Regions from separate parts of the Homo sapiens genome. Here region 2 is linked to region 1. A link is an interaction called in ENCODE POLR2A ChIA-PET data of the cell type or tissue named here. Cell type or tissue: PC-9. All regions are shown on one strand. Each heading gives the region's core, and the rest is flanking DNA. Links, peaks and the distances in the headings are about the cores only.

What was found. ChIA-PET counts read pairs that join two places held together with the same protein. Peaks named below come from ENCODE experiments on the same cell type or tissue, not always from the same donor. Only the 100,000 strongest peaks of a DNase experiment are listed, where the experiment ranks them.
Region 2: POLR2A ChIA-PET joins it to region 1 with 18 read pairs; 1 of 35 experiments calls an interaction of 5 or more read pairs at or near these places.

What each region holds. Positions count from the first base shown.
Region 1 is chr15:78,657,507-78,668,382 of GRCh38, forward strand. It overlaps a transcript of CHRNB4 not described here and the pseudogene RPL18P11. Among named protein-coding and RNA genes, the nearest start is that of CHRNB4, 22 kb to the left of the region's middle. RefSeq lists an enhancer at 2,836-4,035. In PC-9, for the core only: no CTCF peak of the experiment used is centred there; a DNase peak (open chromatin) is centred at 5,865; H3K27ac peaks cover 1,006 bases.
Region 2 is chr15:79,323,822-79,330,617 of GRCh38, forward strand. It overlaps a transcript of TMED3 not described here. Among named protein-coding and RNA genes, the nearest start is that of TMED3, 16 kb to the left of the region's middle. RefSeq lists enhancers at 4,462-5,402, 4,910-6,109, 5,403-6,342. In PC-9, for the core only: no CTCF peak of the experiment used is centred there; a DNase peak (open chromatin) is centred at 5,590; H3K27ac peaks cover 1,484 bases.

The DNA of each region.
Region 1 (10,876 bases), core at 4,444-6,943:
GGCTTGGGATGTCTCATGCCTGTTCCCATAATGCTAGAGGCATATTTATTTATTTATTTATTTATGAGACGGAGTCTCACTCTGTCACCCAGGCTGGAGTGCAGTGGCACGATCTCGGCTCACTGCAAGCTCAGCCTCCCGGGTTCACGCCATTCTCCTGCCTCAGCCTCCCAAGTAGCTGGGACTACAGGCACTCCCCACCACGCCCGGCAATTTTTTGTATTTTTAGTAGAGACAGGGTTTCACTGTGTTAGCCAGGATAGTCTTGATCTCCTGCCCTCATGATCTGCCCGCCTCGGCCTCCCAAAGTGCTGGAATTACAGGCCTGAGCCACCGCGCCTGGCTGAGGCATCATAATTTAAATAAAGTTCCATCAGACTCTGTATCAGAGCAGGTCCTTTCTCCTGTGTTGCTCTGGGACCTCACTGAGACCACAGCTACAAGCAGGGAAGAGGGTGGGGCACTTTTGATTCTGGGGACACATATATCATTATTCCTCACAATGACTGTCTCTTGTTTCTCTTTTTTTTTTTTTTTTTTTTTTGAGAAGGAGTCTCACTGTTGCCCAGGCTGGAGTACAGTGGCATGATCTCAGCTCACTGCAATCTCTGCCTCCTGGGTTCAAGATATTTTCCTGTCTCAGCCTCCCGAGTAGCTGAGATTACAGGTGCCTGCCACCATGCCTGGCTAATTTTTGTATTTTTAGTAGAGATGGGGTTTCACCATGTTGGCCAGGCTGGTCTTGAACTCCTGACCTCAGGTGATCCACTCACCTTGGCCTTCCCAAGTGCTGGGATTACAGGTGTGAGCCACCACGCCTAGCCTCTTGTTTATTTCTATATCACCTGGGCCTTGGCTCAGTCCTAGAACGCAGAGATAATAAATGTTTGAATGAATGAATGAATGAAATAACTCCATTGTCTAAGTACTATTTGTCCCTTTTTATAGATAAGAAATCTGGGGCTCAGAGACTGCCCTCCCTAGGAAGCAGCAACAACCGGGGGACAAACCCAGTCCTCTTGGTCCCCAGATCAGTGATTCCTCTACTGCATCAAGAAAGTTGTAATTACTTGCCCTTGGTGTCTTGGAAAAAAAGAAAAAAGAAAGTTGTAATAACTAAGTACAGATTTCATTTCATCTTCTTTCCAACTAATAGTTCTTAAGTGCTTCCTGCATACCAGGATGAAGCTATCAATGTCCTCTTGAAAGCACAGCTACAAGATTTTGAAGAGGGGGAAAAAAAAGCCTTTCTGCTAGGCCCTGACCTGAACCAATTCTTGGTTATCTAAAGCAGTGGCCTCCAAATAAAAATTCCCAAGACCCTCCCCCAGAAATTCTAATTCATGCATCTGAAGGAGAGGAGATGCCTGAAAACCTCTGTTATAAACACTGCTCTGGGCTGATGTGGTATATAGGCCAGCTGCTGCACACAGTTCAGCAGGAAGGCAGCAGAAAGGAGGGTGAAGAGTAAGCATCTTTATTACTTTATTCACATACATTAACTGAGCATGTACTATGTCCCAGTCACTGTTCTAAGTCCTAGGGATACAGTAGTGGACAAAACAAAATCCTTATTCTCCCTCATTCTATGGGTGGTGGGGGTGTAAGATGGGGAGACAATGACCAAGTAAAGAAATAGGGCCAGGTGAGGGTGGCTCATGCCTGGAGTCCCAGCACTTTGGGAGCCTGAAGCAGGTGGGTCATTTCAGCCCAGGAGTTTGAGACCAGCCTGGGCAACATGGTTAAACCCCATCTCTTCCAAAACAAACAAACAAACGCTAGCTGGGTATGATGGTTCATGCCTGTAGTCCCAGCTACTCAGGAGGCTGAGGTGGGAGGATCACTTGAGACTGGGAGGCAGAGGTGAGCTGAGGTCACGCCACTGCACTCCAGCCTGGGCAACAGAGAAAGACCGTGTCTCAAAAAGAAAGAAAGAAAAAGAAACATACAGGATAACTGCTGCTTGTGGTGGTGAAGGCTCTAGAGAAAACAAAACAGAGTGATGTGCTGCAGGGTGACAGAGAAGGGGTACCCTAGCTCTCTGAGGAGGTGACATTTGAGACCTGAATGACCAGAAGGAACCAACCCTACTCTGGGAGAAGAATATTATAGGCAGACAGAGTAGGAGATGGCAAAGTCACAGAGGGACAGTCTTGGCATGTGAGGCTGATGTTGTGTGAACAAGGAGAACAGCCTAAAATATGGTTAGACAGAGATAGTGAGGCAGGAATCATCATTTAAGGTCTTCAAATTAGGAAAAGGGTTTAGTTTCTTCTGGAGAGTTTTAAGCAGGGAGTGATGTGACATGATTGCTTTAATTGGCTTGTTTTAGCTGCTGGATGAAGACAAGAGTCTAGGGGTTCAATGTGGGAGCAGGGAACCAGTGAGGAGGCTCACAGGAGTCCAAGCTAGAGATGATGATGGGTGCGGTGGCTCATGCCTGTAATCCCAGCAGTTTGGGAGGGTGAGGCAGGTGGATCACTTGAGGCCAGGAGTTCAAGACCAGCCTGGCCAACATGGTGAAACCCCTTCTCTACTAATAATACAAAAATTAGCCAGGCGTGTTGGTGTGCACCTGTAATCCCAGCTACTCAGGAGGCTAAGGCAGAAAAATTGCTTGAACCTGGAAGGCAGAAGCTGTAGTGAGTCGAGATCACGCCACTGCACTCCAGCCTGAGCAACAGAGCAAGACTCCGTCTTAAAAAAAAAAAAAAAGTGAATATAAATATGACTACAAAACTGCCTGTGAGCTGCTACTCTGGGCACACTGCCTATGGGGTAGCCCTGTCCCACAAGGAGCAGTCCCTCTGCTGTTGCAGTACACTGCAGCTTCAATAAAAGTTGCTAACAGCACTGGCTCACCCTTAAATTGTTTCCTGGGAGAAGCCAAAAACCCTCCTGGGCTAAGCCCCGATTCTGGGGCTCACCTGCCCTGCATCAATATTCTCCTTTCTAGTAAAAACCTACTATGACGTGGCACTCTTCTGGACATTTGATAAACTTACCTCTGCTTTCCCATCAGGTCTGTGAGGTGGTGTAGTTCTTGCCATTTGACAGGTAAGTCGGCAGAGGCTCATAGAGGGCCCCACGTCACAGTCCCTGTAAGGGTCAGTGCGACGACTGGAACCCAAGTGTGTGTCACACTGACCTCATGCTTGTCCATCACTCCACACAGCCTTCGATGCAGGAAATAGGCTGGTTTCTGATGCACCTGGTGTCTGAGAGAAGCTTTGGTTCTTTCACTTTTCAGCTTTGCCCTGGCCTGGGCCCAGGCCCTACTCCCGAGGTCAGGCTTGTCCCAAGAGAGGCGGGGCTAGGGTGGGTAATTATCTCAGCGGTTGCTGTGAGCTCCATCCAGCTCAGGTGAGTCTTGGGATCCTGGCTTCTCAAACTTTCACGTGCACACAATTGCCTGGGGATTTGATTGAAACGCAGTTTCTGACTCAGCAGGACAAGGGTGGGGTCCACATTTCTTTCTTTCCTCTCTTTCTCTCTTCTTCCAAAATCTTTTTAATAAGAGGGTAGGCGCCAGGGTTAGTTTTTGTAGTCTCGGCTGGCCCTTTGACCTCTGGCGCGCTTGAACTTCCGGCCCTTGGAGCGGACGTAGGCTTTGGTGTGGCTGTGCGGCGTTCCTGGGGCCTTGCCGAAATGCCGGTACACCTCTTGGCCCTTGAGAGAACCAAAGAGCGGAATGGTGCTGCTGCCCTTGGGGGAGTCCAGGGCCAGCTGGTCAAAAGTGAGGATCTTGCCCCCTGCCCCGCCCTGAGGATGCGGCGGCAGCCCGGCTGGTCACACACAGTGCACACACCTTCAGGTTGAGAACCTCCTGAACCCGCACATCATCCATTATGGTCCCCAAGACCACGGCCATTTTGTTTTCCCGGCCAGGAAGCTTCATCTTCCGGATCATCTGAGCAACAGAGTGACCGGTTGGTGCGACTCATAAACAGCCTCTTCAGTACAACCTGGTTGAATATGGAGTTGATTTGTCTGGCCAGAAAGCTGTACAGCTTGACCAACAGCCTCAGGTAGATATCCCGGCTCTTGGGCTCCTTGCGCGGAACGTTTTTTGGTCCTTGTTGGGGCGGATGTCAACTCCCATGATGGCGCCTCCTGCTCGGCCAGTTCCGGAAAGCCAGGTTTCTAATTTCTAACAAGCCCCGGGTGATGTTGTTACCAAGGTCCACCTGCCACAGTTTATAGAGGGCCGTGGAGGTGGGAGTGGGGTGGGGTAGGCAGAGGAGAGAAACAGGAGGTTGCAGTTGGGACAGCTGTGCTCATCCTCACTTGTAACTGACTCTCGTAAATTGTCATTTAACTTCTCAACACCCACCCTCCTCCCTCATCAATATGATAAAGAAAGAACATCAGAACATCTGTGTTCTTGGTCTCCCAGGAAAGCCCACCCAGTCAGGACCCCAGGATGTGGCAGGCAAGTCCCTCCCTCCCCCTGAAGCCCCAGTGACTCCAGCTCTAGGTGCTTATGCTGGGGTGGGGGCAGGACACTGTGAATCTGCAGCTGCTCCCCACATTGTTGAGGGGAGCGCATAGTATGTGGGGAGAGGTGAGGAGAGGACTTTCCTCTTCCTAGAACTTCTGGTCTGGTCCCCAGGGCACAGGTGTTAATGAAGAAGGAGGAATGGCCTCTTCCTAATGGGCCTTTCAAGGCCTGCCAGAGCCAGCAGGGTGGGCAGGGGACAGGGAGGAACTTGTGCTTCCCGGCAGGGACAGGAACCCGCTGGATGCACCGCTTTGACCTTGGCTCATTGTAAACATGCTCTAATGTGGGGCGTTGAAGCCAAGAGATGGGACAATTATCATTGCAAGGGAAGTTATCTTAAAGTTAATTTATAAATTCCAGTCAAGGTCCTAAAGGAATTGTTAGAAGGGAGGGTGGTAGTGAACTTGGTAAATTCACTTTAAAATCACTGGTAAATGGAGAGAAAAATCAAGTAAATACTGAAAGAAAAAAAGAATGTAGGGGGCTATAACAGTTATAAAAGATATACCAATGTCATGTAGTAGAAAGCCCAGAAGTCCCACGTATACTTTAAATATTTAGCAAATGACACATTTGGCATTTCAAAATGGAGAGGAAATAAATATGGCTGAAAAAATTAAGGATTTGATCTTTCTTCAAACCGCATGCTAACATAAATTCCAAATGGGACAAATAGTTAAATATAAACAAGGAAAATAGAATGAAATAGAAGAAAACATTTATATAATGTCAACGTGAGGGAGGCCATCCTAAGTTTAACATGGAAATAGAAACCATAAAGGAAAGATTGGAAACGTGACTGCAAAAAGATTTATGATATAAAAATGTCATAAAATTAATAAGCAAATAAATCAGGAGAATTTAATGTATGTCAGACAGGGAGTTAATATCGGTACAAATCAATAGGAAAAAGACATATTCCCAATAGGAATGGGCACAGGGCATGAATATGTAGTTTAAAAATAAGTAGATATGGCTGGGCGTGGTGGCTCATGCCTGTAATCCCAGCACTTTGGGGGGCTGAGGTGGGCAGACCACCTGAGGTCAGGAGTTCAAGGCCAGCCTGGCCAACATGGTGAAACCCCATCTCTACTAAAAATAGAAAACTTAGCCAGGCATGGTGGCAGGCACCTGTAGTCCCAGCTACTCAGGAGGCTGAGGCAGGACAATCTCTTGAACCTGGGAGGCGGAGGTTGCAGTGAGCCGAGATCACGCCACTGCACTCCAGCCTGGGTGACAGAGCAAGACTCTATCTCAAAAAATAAAAAAGTAGAAATGACCAGTAAATATATGAAACAACTGTAACCATGAGAACAATAAAAGAAATGTGGCCAAACGCAGTGACTCACGCCTGTAATCCCAGCACTTTGGGAGGCCGAGGTATGAGGATTGCTTGGAGCTAGCAGTCCAGCACCAGCCTGGGCGGCAAAGTGAAACCCCATACCTACAAAAAAAAAAAAAAAAATTTTTTTTTTTTTGAGACAGTTTCACTCTGTCACCCAGGCTAGAGTGCAGTGCCGCGATCATGGCTCACTGAAACCTCTGCCTCCCAGGCTCAAGCGATCCTTCTGCCTCAGCCTCCCAGGTAGCTGGGACTACAGGTGCACATCACCACAACCAGCTAATTTTTGTATTTTGTGTATTCACCATGTGGTTCGTGCTGGTCTTAAAGTTCTGGACTTAAGCTGCCTGCCTCAGCCTTTCAAAGGGTTTGGATTACAGGCATGAGCCACTGCAACAACAACAACAAAAAACTCTCAAGTTTTTTTTATTTTTTTTAATTAGCTGGGCATGGTGATGCACACCTGTAGTTCCAGCTACTCCAGAGACTGAGGCAGAAAGATTGCCTGAATCCAGGCTTCAGTGAGCTATGATTGAGACACTGCATTCCTGCCTGGGTGACCAAGCGAGACCCTGTCTTAAAAAGGGAGGAGGAAGAGGAGGAGAGGACTAAAACCACAAGACACCTCTTTTTCCTGCTGAATTGGCAGAGATAAAAAAGATATAATGACAGCTGGACAGGGAAGAGTTTGAGTAAACAGACACTTATCCACTGCTGGGGCTGTAAACTGGAACAACTGTTCTGTAGGGCCAAAGCCCTAAAAATGCCCCATCTGTTTGTACCAGAACTTTTATTTCTAGAAATAGATCCTGAAGAAATAATCAGATGTGCAAAATGAATGCATCAATATGCATCACAGTCGCACTCACACATGGAATATTGAAACTGCCTAAATGTGCACCCATGAATCCAAACAACTTTCTTCTTGCTCACCCATCAGTCACCCAAGTCCTTCAGTCAAGTTTTAAAAACCAAAGCACCTGTGATTTAGCCTAAGGAGCTTTGCCCCCTTGTGCTGCACAGGGCAGGGCCAGATTGAGCTCTTTGCAGTGGAGCAGAAAGTCCCATCCAGCACTAGAGAAGTGAGTAGCTACTGAGGATTTAACTTGTGCTTTGTTTCTTGGTGTCCAGAAGGAATAGAAAGCATTTTCTGTCTCCCTAGGGACCTGTTTTTGTCTCTAAAACCTGGCTTCTTACCACTCTTGGGCCCTCAAAGCCTGACATGGTTGGATCCACCCCTCACCTCCTCCCCTGCTCACCACCTAGGAAGCCTCTTCTTAGCTCCAGCCACGCAGGTCTTCTTTCAGCTCTTCAAACTCATCATGCCCTCTCTGGCCACACAGTCTTTGCACATGCTGTTCCCTTTGCCCAGAACTTCTCCCATTCTCTCCTGCCTGGTTACTTCTGAACTTGAACGTCCCTGTCTCAGGAGGCTATCCTTGGCCTAAGTTTTTATAGGTTCCTTTTGCGCTCTGCATTCTACCTACAATTTCACATTAATTTATGCAAGTGTTTTGTTTCTGTCTCTCTCTCCCAAGATTCTCAGCACCATGTGGCAGTTGTATGTAGCTCCAGTATCCACACGGTGCATGACACATGGCTGGGCTTCAACACGGCTAACCCATGGCTCTAGGAGATTTTCTTTTATTATTTCTTTGGTAACCCCTTGCCCTTTGTTTTCTCTGTTCTCTTTCTGGAGTGTCAACTGGTTGGTTGAACTTGAATCAGTCCTTGAAGTATTTTATTTCTCCTCTTGTATTTTTTTTTCTTTTTTATGTTTTGTCTGCATTCTAGACATTCCATCAATTTTATTTTCCAAGCCATCTAGCAAGTTTTATTTTGGTAACCATATTTTTAATTGTAAAAAGTTACTTCTTTTTTGAGATGGAGTCTCACTCTGTCGCCTAGGTTGGAGTGCAGTGGCGTGATCTCAGCTCACTGCAACCTCTGCCTCCCAGGTCCAAGCGGTTCTTGTGCCTCAGCCTCCCGTGTAGCTGGGATTACAGGCACACCACTGCATCTGGCTAATTTTTGCATTTTTGGTAGAGACGGGGTTTCACCATGTTGGCCTGGCTGGTCTCAAACTCCTGACCTCAGGTGATCTGCTCACCTCGGCCTCCCAAAGTGCTGGGAGTACAGGCATGAGCCACTGTGCCTGGCCAAAAAGTTACTTCTTTTATGTTTGCACACACATGTTCACAGCAGCATTATTCACAATAGCCAAAAGGTGGAAACAACTCAAGTGTCCATAGACAGATGAATGGATAAACAAAATTTGGTATATCCATACAATGGACTATTATTCAGCCTTAAAAAGGAAGGTAATTCTGACACATGCTACATTAGTGAACCTTGAAGACATTATGCATGTGAAGTAAGCCAGTAACAAAGGACAATTATTGTATGATTTCACTCATATGAGATACTTAGAGTAGTCAAATTCATGGAGACAGAAAGTAGAATGGTGGTTGCCAGGATCGGGGCCAGCCAGGGATGGGGAATTTTTGCTTCATGGGTACAGAGTTTCAGTTTTGCAAGATAAAAAAGTGTTCTGGAGATGGTTGTTGATGACGGTTTTAGAACAATGTGAATATCCTTAATGCCACTGATGTGGTTAGACTTTGTGTCCCCACTCAATCTCATCTTGAATTATAATCCCCAGGTGTTTAGGAAAAGACCTGGTGGGCAGTGACTGGAGTATGGGGGCAGTTTTCCCTATGGGGGCAGTTTTCCCCATGCTGTTCTCTTAATAGTGAATGACTTCTCACCCGATCTGATGGTTTTATAACTGGTAGTTTTTCCTGCACTGACGCATACTCTCTCCTGCCCTCACGTGAAGAAGGTTCTTGCTTCCCCTTCTCCTGCCATGATTGAAGTTTCCTGAGGCCTCCCCAGCCATGTGTAACTGTGAGTCAATTTAACCTCTTTCCTTTGTAAATTACCTAGTTTCGGGTAGTATCTTTATAGCAGCGTGAAAACAGACTAATACAGCCACGGAACTGTACATTTAAAAAAGGTTAAAATGGTGAATTTTATATTATGTATTTGCCACAATCTTTAAAAAGATAATTGTTTCTCTGTTCCTTTTTTTTTTAATATCTTGGGTGTGTTTTTTTTAAGTTGTATTTCCTTGAGCTTTCCTGAGAATACACGTTTTCTTTATTTCTTTTTAATCTTTTATTCTCTGAAGGTTCTCTAAGGACTTCTTTGGCTCTTTCTCCTTCACTTTGGAAGCTTTTCTAAAATATATGGGGCTACCTGGTGTCCTTCCATATCTAAAGGAACTTTGTGCACAGGCCAAAGGGGGTTATGTGCACGCGGGCAGAGCTTAGAGTGGGAACCAGTCATTACACTCATGGACCCCTAAATGCCGCCATAAGGGGGCTTCCTCAAGGGTGCCGACCACTACACTAGCAGCACCTATCTCACCAGGCAGTATACACAGTTCTCTTTAGAGACAGTCTCTGATTTTTTTCCTTGGGGTAAGTGCCTGGCTGAACCCATGACTTGGGGGAAAGGGCATTAACTGTCCCTACCTGGATCTTCGTTTATTCTGCCTGTTCCAGCCCCATTTTCACTTTGCCCTCTGTGATACCTGCGCTGGAGCCTGGAGGCTCCCTCAGGTTCTCATAGGCAGATGGCTCAGCCCCGCTGCACCCCAGCCCCTCTAATCTACCCCACAGGTCTCTAACTCCTTTTCATTTTCCAGATGAAATCACTTGTCTGCTAATGACTAACGACTTTCTTCCATCCTCTTTGTTTCTTTTTTTCTTTTTTTTTTTTTTTTTTTTTTGGTTGAGGAAGAGTCTTGCTGTGTCGCCCAGACTGGAGTGCAATGGTGCAATCTCTGCTCACTATAACCTCCGCCTCCCGGGTTCAAGCAATTCTTCTGCCTCAGCCTCCAGAGTAGATGGGATTATAGGCACACACCACCATGCCCAGCTAATTTTTGTATTTTTAGTAGAGATGGGGTTTCGCCATGTTGGCCAGGCCGGTCTCAAACTCCTGACCTCAGGTGATCTGCTCACCTCGGCCTCCCAAAGTGCTGGGATTACAGGTGTGAGCCACCGCATTCAGCCTGTCATGTTTGTTGTTGTGGCTTAGACTGTTTAAAACACTGGTCCATCAGTTGAATGGAAGGAGAGGATATAAATGTGCCTTCTCAGTCCCCATCTTGAATCCCATTCATTCCCACAGCTGCTGCCCTAACTCAGCCTCATTTTTCTACCTGAGATATTGTGGCTCTGCCACCTCCAGCCCCTTCGTCCCCAGCACATGCTGCGACAGCCAGGGTGACCTTCCAAAAGCAGGAATCTGAGTGTAGATCCCTGTTTGAACTCCTCAGTTGACCTTTAGAACCAGCAGGATCAAATCTTCCATGACATTCAAGGCCTTTCGTGAGCTGGACTCTGCCTGTATCTCTAGCCTCATCTCTTTGTAGTTTCTCAGTGAGCTGTGCTCTTAGATGCCTCCTAATGTTAGCTCATGCTGGCCCCTGGCCTGGAACACTCTTTTCCCCCTTCTATTCTTAGATGGCTTGAATCCGTCTGCTGGAGGAAGGAATACTTATGCCCCTACTCTTGTTTTTTCCTTGCACGTGGAGGGAAATCATCAGGGTAACTCTCCTGGACTCCCATTTCCGCACCACCCACCTCCCTGCAGGAGCTCCAGCATTGCCTCCTCCAGACAGCCCTGTGTGATTGTCCAGTCTGGGGCAGGTTCCTCTTCTGTCCTTTACAGTCTCCGATATACTTAACACACTAAATGGCCAGGGCCTGAAGAGAGGCAGAGCAGAACAAGTCATGTTTGGTGGCTCCTATCTGCACAGCCCACATCCACGTCTTGGGGTACAGCAGGAATCTAAGCCCCTCTGGCTAAGCTGTTCCCATGCCATTCAGCATGGAGGCAGCAGTGCCTGTCACTAGGCAGGAGCTAAGTTCTGCATCCTCCTGGCTTACTCCCTCCCTCCTCTACTAGTTTTGGTTACCGGGATTCCTTCATAGCAGCCTCCCTCTCAGGTTAGCCTTTGTCCC
Region 2 (6,796 bases), core at 4,161-6,660, 670 kb after region 1:
CCTTGTAATCATTTATCCATAAATATGTAGATTCATTGAGGGGGCAAAAACCCTGCCCCACTGGCTGATTTAGGAAATAATGTTGGCAATAAAATGTACTGCTTATGCAGTGTTTATGTTTTGATCAATTAGGTACTAATAACAGTTGAAATAACTTCCCAATCCAGAAGAAATTTTTTTTTCTTTTGAGACAGAGTCTCACTCTGTCGCCCAGGCTGGAGTGCAGTGGTGCAGTCTCGGCTCACAGCAACCTCCCCCTCCTGGGTTTACACCATTCTCCTGCTTCAGCCTCCCAAGTAGCTGGGACTACAGGCACCCGCCACCACGCCCGGCTAATTTTTTTGTATTTTTAGTAGAGACGGGGTTTCACCGTGTTAGCCAGGATGGTCTCGATCTCCTGACCTCGTGATCCGCCCGCCTCGGCCTCCCAAAGTGCTGGGATTACAGGCGTGAGCCACTGCACCCGGCCCCAGAAGAAATATTTTTAACACTTAAGCTTTACAGTTAAACAGCATATGAAACATTTTGAAATTGAAGATTTTTTGTTATAGAGAAATACAATAGGGTACTCTATATAATTTCAAACAGAGTAATACAGTTCCATAAGAAAGATGAAATGGAAGTATGACTCTAAGAAGGAAGGGGAAAGATGGAAAATTTCTGAGCATTTATTTATGGATGATGATGGGTATCAAATCGTCTTAGTAATTAGAATCCACTGAATATAATTAAAATAGTGATGTAATTTTTTAAAAAGTAATATTTAATATATGGTAGAAATTATCTCCCTTGTAACTATTTAAATTCATGATGAAATATTTTAGATGTCAGCTTTAAAAATGTATGAGGCTTTAGAGTTTCTCAAGTTCTTTTAGGGGATATTTAAGCAAAAGAAATAGGAGAGGCTATTTGCATCTGGATTTTCTGGAGAGACTCGTTGACATCTGGGCAGCATGGTGGAAAAGGGTGTCAGCATTGGCATTTTAGTAGAAAGAGGACTGGGTTGGGGCTGACCTTTCTGGATTTGAATCCAGGTCTGCTATGTGCTACTTGTGCCATCTTGGGTAAGGTACTGAACCTCTCTGAACCTTCATTTCCTCATCTGTAAAATGAGCAGAAGGGAGTATTTTTACTGGCCAGGAACTTCAGGCTTATGCATTGGTAAACAGAATTAGGATTCACCCTGTTTTCAGTAAAATCCCTTTAAATTTGAGGCCTGGGTGGAACTGACAGGTGGAGTTTGAAGGCACATCTGCTAGCTCACATAGGAAACAGAATCTCCCAGGGAAAAGACATAGGACCTCTGACTCTAACTGAGGTTCTGGATTATTATGAGAGATTTTCAGAAATGGTCTAATGGTGTTGGCTTGCTCCATACCATAGATTTTAAGAGACAGTAGAGCTTCTGCGATGAGATTCCCCCATAAAATAATTATGGATCTGCACTGGCAAGCTGGTCTTGGCTCCAAAGACCAAGAGTTGGTTTGTGGTGCTGATTCTGAACCCTTGCGATGCAACTGTCTGGTAGTAAAATGGCTTTGTATGGTAAGAAAGCTTTAATCCTCGAGGCCTAGACAACTTTACTGCAGGGCATTCTCTACAGGATGACTTTAGTGGGGAGGTGATGTTTTCTTTGTTGAAAGATAATTTTCCAAAAAAGGATAAAATCATTAAGTGTTATATAAAATGAACACGTGTATTAGGGTTCTCCAGAGGGACAGAACTAATAGGATATATGTATATATGAAAGGGAGTTTATTAAGGAGAATTGACTCACACGATCACAAGGTGAAGTCCCACGATAGGTCCTCTGCCAGCTGAGGAGCAAGGAAGCCAGTAGAGGCTCAGTCCGAGTCCAAAAACCTCAAATGTAGGGAGGCCAACAGTGCAGCCTTCAGTCTGTGGCCAGAAGCCCAAGAGCCCCCAGCAGACCACTGGTATAAGTCCAAGAATCCAAAGGCCAAAGAACCTGCAGTCTGATGTCCAAGGGCAGGAAACATCCAGCACGGGAGAAAGATGAAAGCCGGAAGACTCAGCAAGCCATCTTATCCCACCTTCTTCCACTTGCTTTGTTCTAGCGCTGCTGGCAGCCGATTGAATGGTGCCCACCCACATTGAGGGTAGGTGGGTCATCCTCTCCCAGTCCATTGAGTCAAATGTTAATCTCCTCTAGCAGCACCTTCACAGACACACCCAGAAACAATACTAGCTATCTAGGCATCTTTCAATCCAATCAAGTTGACACCTCATATTAACCATCATAGCACGTTAGAGGTTTTATTTTATGTACTAATCAATGAAGGAACCAGACAAACATCATAATGATTCAAAAGATAATTCAAAGAACAGACACATTTATACAGAGTTGTAAAACAGCTCGAAGACACTGAACCAGGCTAGAATCAGTAATCCAAAAGGATATGCTATGTGGAGAAAACACAAAGTTGCAAAAATAGCTCAAAGAGGAAACTTAGAATCAAATAGCCCGGAGGGGTGTCCAGAAATGCGTAGTTTATTTTATTAAAACCATTTTTTCCTATAACTTCAAAAGGGGCTCCTGAGCTGTCACAGCCCCTGGGGAGCGGCACTGATTTCTAGTTTAATTAATAGCAAGACCACCTGTTCCATGTTCTCTCTGGTTCTATAAGGACTCATCCCTTGGCCTCTTTATGTCTGGGATGGGAACAACTTTTAGCTATTGCTAGTCTTGGGGCTTTACCTTAACCCTGCCCAACCTTTGTAAATATTTCCTCCTTTAAACTCTCCTCAACTTAAAATAGGGAGGAGGGCGGGAAGAAGGAAGGAACAATCACTTGTTGCAGATTCTAGGTGCTATAGACAGAATATTCTGTTTCTCCCCAGTTAATATGTTGAAATTCTTCCCCACAAGGTGATGGTATTAGGAGGTGGGACATTTGGGAAGTGACAGAGTCCTGTGGGTGGAGCCCTCCTGAATGAGATTAGTGCTCTTATAAAAGAGGCCTGAGGGAAGGCCTCTTTAGTCTGCTTAGTGTTGCGATAAAGGAATACCCAAGTCTGAGTAACTTATAAAGAAAAAATGGTTTATTTGGCTCACTGTTTTGCAGGTGGGGGCATCTGGTGAGGGCCTCAGGGTGCTTCCACTCATGGCAGAAGGCAAAGGGAAGCCAGTGTACAGAGATCACAGGGTGAGACAGGTAGCAAGAGAGAGCGGTGAGGTGCCAGGCCTTGTTTAGCAACCAGCTCTTGTGGGAACTAATAGAGTAAGAGCTCACTCACTACAGCAAGGACAGCATCAAGCCATCCATGAGGGATCTGCCCCCATGGCCCAAACACCTTCCACTAGGCCCCATCTCCAACACTGGTATCAAATTTTAATATGAGGTTGGCAGGACAAACATCCAAACTATAGTGGGTCCCTAGCCCCTTCTGCCACGTGAGGATGCAGTGAGAAGACAGCCATTTATGAACCAGAAATGGGATCTCACCAAACACTAAATCTGCCAATGCCTTAATCTTGGACATCCCAGTCTCCAGAACTGTGAGAAATAAATTTCTGTTATTTATATGTCACCCAATCTGTGGTATTCTGTCATAGTAGCCTAAATGAACTAAAACTCTAGAAAACAGGGATGATTAGAACAAAACTGCAAATACACATATAATCACCCCTGGGTTGGAAAATTCTGGGAAAAGGCTGGATGTTCTTTTAAATGTACAAATGTTCGAGCACAGAGACCTGTGTATTCAGTATATTTCTTCCAGCCCTGCTGTTTGATCCTGTATGCGAATGTGCCTAGCACAATACTGGTCTGAGACAAATACTAATTTCCTTCTTTCTACTCACACGCACCCAAAAAAACACTACTAAATAAACTTGATGTGATGGTATCTGGGAGAGTCTGACCATCTAGATCTATCTATGAGAAAGTATTGTCAGACATTCTTGCTACTTCTTGTTGGAACTGGCAATTCGACAGCTTTTATTTGCTTCTCCCTGGAGTTTCAGTGTTATGTGCTATAGTCATTTGAGGGATGGTTCATTTTATCTGATCACAAGCCTTCTAAAATAAAATAGAAAATAGTTGCTTCCTTGGGGTTAGTTAGGGTGGCAGCACTCAGCCAATGGCCATATCTTTTTCTATGTGTTTGGGGGCTTGTGTAAGAATTCTAAGAGCTACAAAAGTAAATATAATATAGTTATCAACTCCTAAATGACATATAAGTGTTGGAGACTGTTCTGCTCTTCATAGAAAATGAAGCTGCTTCTGCTCAAGCTCTCTAGTGAATGCCAAAGCACGTTACTTTCTCTTGGACTTTGATTCAACAGTGGTTTAAAAAAGTCACCTTTCTTGGTAACTGTATTCATCGCAAAAGGAAAGAAGCACAAGGGAGCCAGTGGGTTGTATGATATAGGAGGAAGAAAAAGTCACGGCTGATCCTCTTAGGATCACCAAGCAGTCTTTTGATGATAATCTGGCTTCTCGTATCACTTGCCTTCGAAAAGAAAATATATTTGAGTTGCATTTTTAATTGTAAAAAAAAATTAAAAACCCCATTTTCCTTTAATTTATAAAGTAATCTTTCAGGCAATTAAAATATTAACTAAAATTTATCTATTCCCCTGACTTCTATGCAAAAAAACTGGGCCTTAAGCAGGTCTAAAGCCTGTGTGGGCTGCACCTGGGACGCGACCTTTGGTTTAGCCATGCTCACAGCCAGCCCCCCAAAATGGGCTGGGTTTGCATTGCACCTGGTGGACAGACATCTGGAAGCTGCAGAACAGTGGAGTAAGTGTATGTGTTGGATGGGGTTGGGGGCAAGGATAAGTTACAAAGACCCCATGTCACCTTCAGGTAGTGACCTGGCAAGGTGACCATCCTCCACATCAAGCCTGGAGAAACCACAGAAGCAAGAGAGAAGCCTGCATCTGAGGAACTCTCTCACACACACAGCTGTGAGAAACTGGAAGAGGGGTCTGTGGAGAGGGGTGGGAGGACACTGTAGCCTGGGGGCAGAGGCCCCTGGAGAGCACTGAGAAGCAAAGTTGGAGGAAAAACATTTCCATTCTGTGCCTGCCTCTCCCATGTGTTGCCTTAAGGCACCCACAGCCGACCCCTTTGCCATGAATTCAGTGGCACAGCCCAGGTTGCTGTTGGCCCTATGGGACAATAGCAGGTAGATCAAAGCCCCTGTCTGGGTGGAATCCAGTCCTCCTTGTCCTCCCCTTTTTAATACCTAGGGGTGGTGGATTAAAAACTAAGGCCACCATTTTATTCCAAAGTGGTTGTTTCTGAGAGTTTAAAGTGAACTTTGAATGAAGTTGTCAAGTATTAGCAAATGGGGATTTTCTTCTGTGATTTTCTCTGTCCAGGGGTTCCCTTCCTTCCCTTAAACTCTCTAAAGAGACAACAACCAGGGCCTGGCCTTTAGCCCTTCTCAATACACATCACCAGACCTCATGGGAGCATGACTCACAGCCCCAAACAGCTAGACTGCAGGGGATACAACAAATGGATACAAAATATCGTTATACCAGAATCACTGGAACATGTTGTAAGGTAAATGGATGTGCTTTGGTCAGGAATAGGCAGAGGCAGACATCCTGGCCAGAGTGACTCAGCAAGTTTAGCACACAGGCGCATAACTCCACTTGTTAAATAGCCTGTTTGTGTAAGCTTGTACTTGGCTCAGAGCCACTATTGTTTGTAAAAGGTATAACTGCCCTGCTGACATTGCACATACAGCTTGTGCCCAGAGAGGGAGAGAGTGTGAAGCTGTTGACCCTGTAAGGCAGAGGTGGCCTGGCAGGCCAGGGAATGCAGCTGTAAGTGTGGGAGCCACAGGAGCCGCAGGAGCCTCAGAGCCGGAGCAGGTAGCGGAGATAAAAGCAGACAGCATGAGAGAGCTGCTGAATAAAACCATATTTCACCTGTCTACAGCCCCCGAATGTTCTTCCTGCTGTCCGCCACCCATCCACCCACTCCCCTTGGACCTCAGCATGGGCTGGAACCTGACACTTGGTGTGACACATGTGGACCACAATTTTTTTAAGCAGCATGATAAATATACTCTACAAGAGAATATTTTAATAATATTTTGCTGTAACAAGAAGTCATAAAAAGAACCAAGTAGAAATGCTATATATGAAAAATATAAAAGTAGAATGTTAAAAATGACAGCAACAGGATGGCTATTTAGAGATGCCCGGTGGTCATTCCCCACCTCCTCGCCTCACCACACCCCAAGAAAGGCAATGACTAAACAGCTAAGGTTTAACTAACATCATATTGAACAGTGAAAAGCTGAACGCTTTTTCTCTAAGAACTGGAACAGGACAAGGATGCCCACTCTTAACCACTCTTATTCAACATAGTACTGGAAGTCCTAGCCAGAGCAATTAGGTAAGATAAAGAAATAAAGGTCATTCAAGGAGCAATTCAAATTGTCCTTGTTTGTAAATGACATGGTCTTATTCCTAGCAAAACCTAAAGACTCCACCAGAAAACTATTAAAATTGACAAATTCAGTAAAGTTGCGGGATGCAAAATCAACATACAAAACACAGTAACATTTATATATACAAACTACAACCTAGCTGAAAAAGAAGTCAAGAAGGCAATCCCATTTATAATATCTATAAAATAAATAAAATACCTAGGTATAAATTTAACCAAGGATGTGAAAAATCTCTACAAGGAAAACTGCAAATCACTGATGAAAGAAATTGAAGACGATACAGTAATTGGAAAAAATTCCCATGCTCATGGATCAAAAAATTAATATTGTTAAAAGGACCATACTACCCAAAGCAATC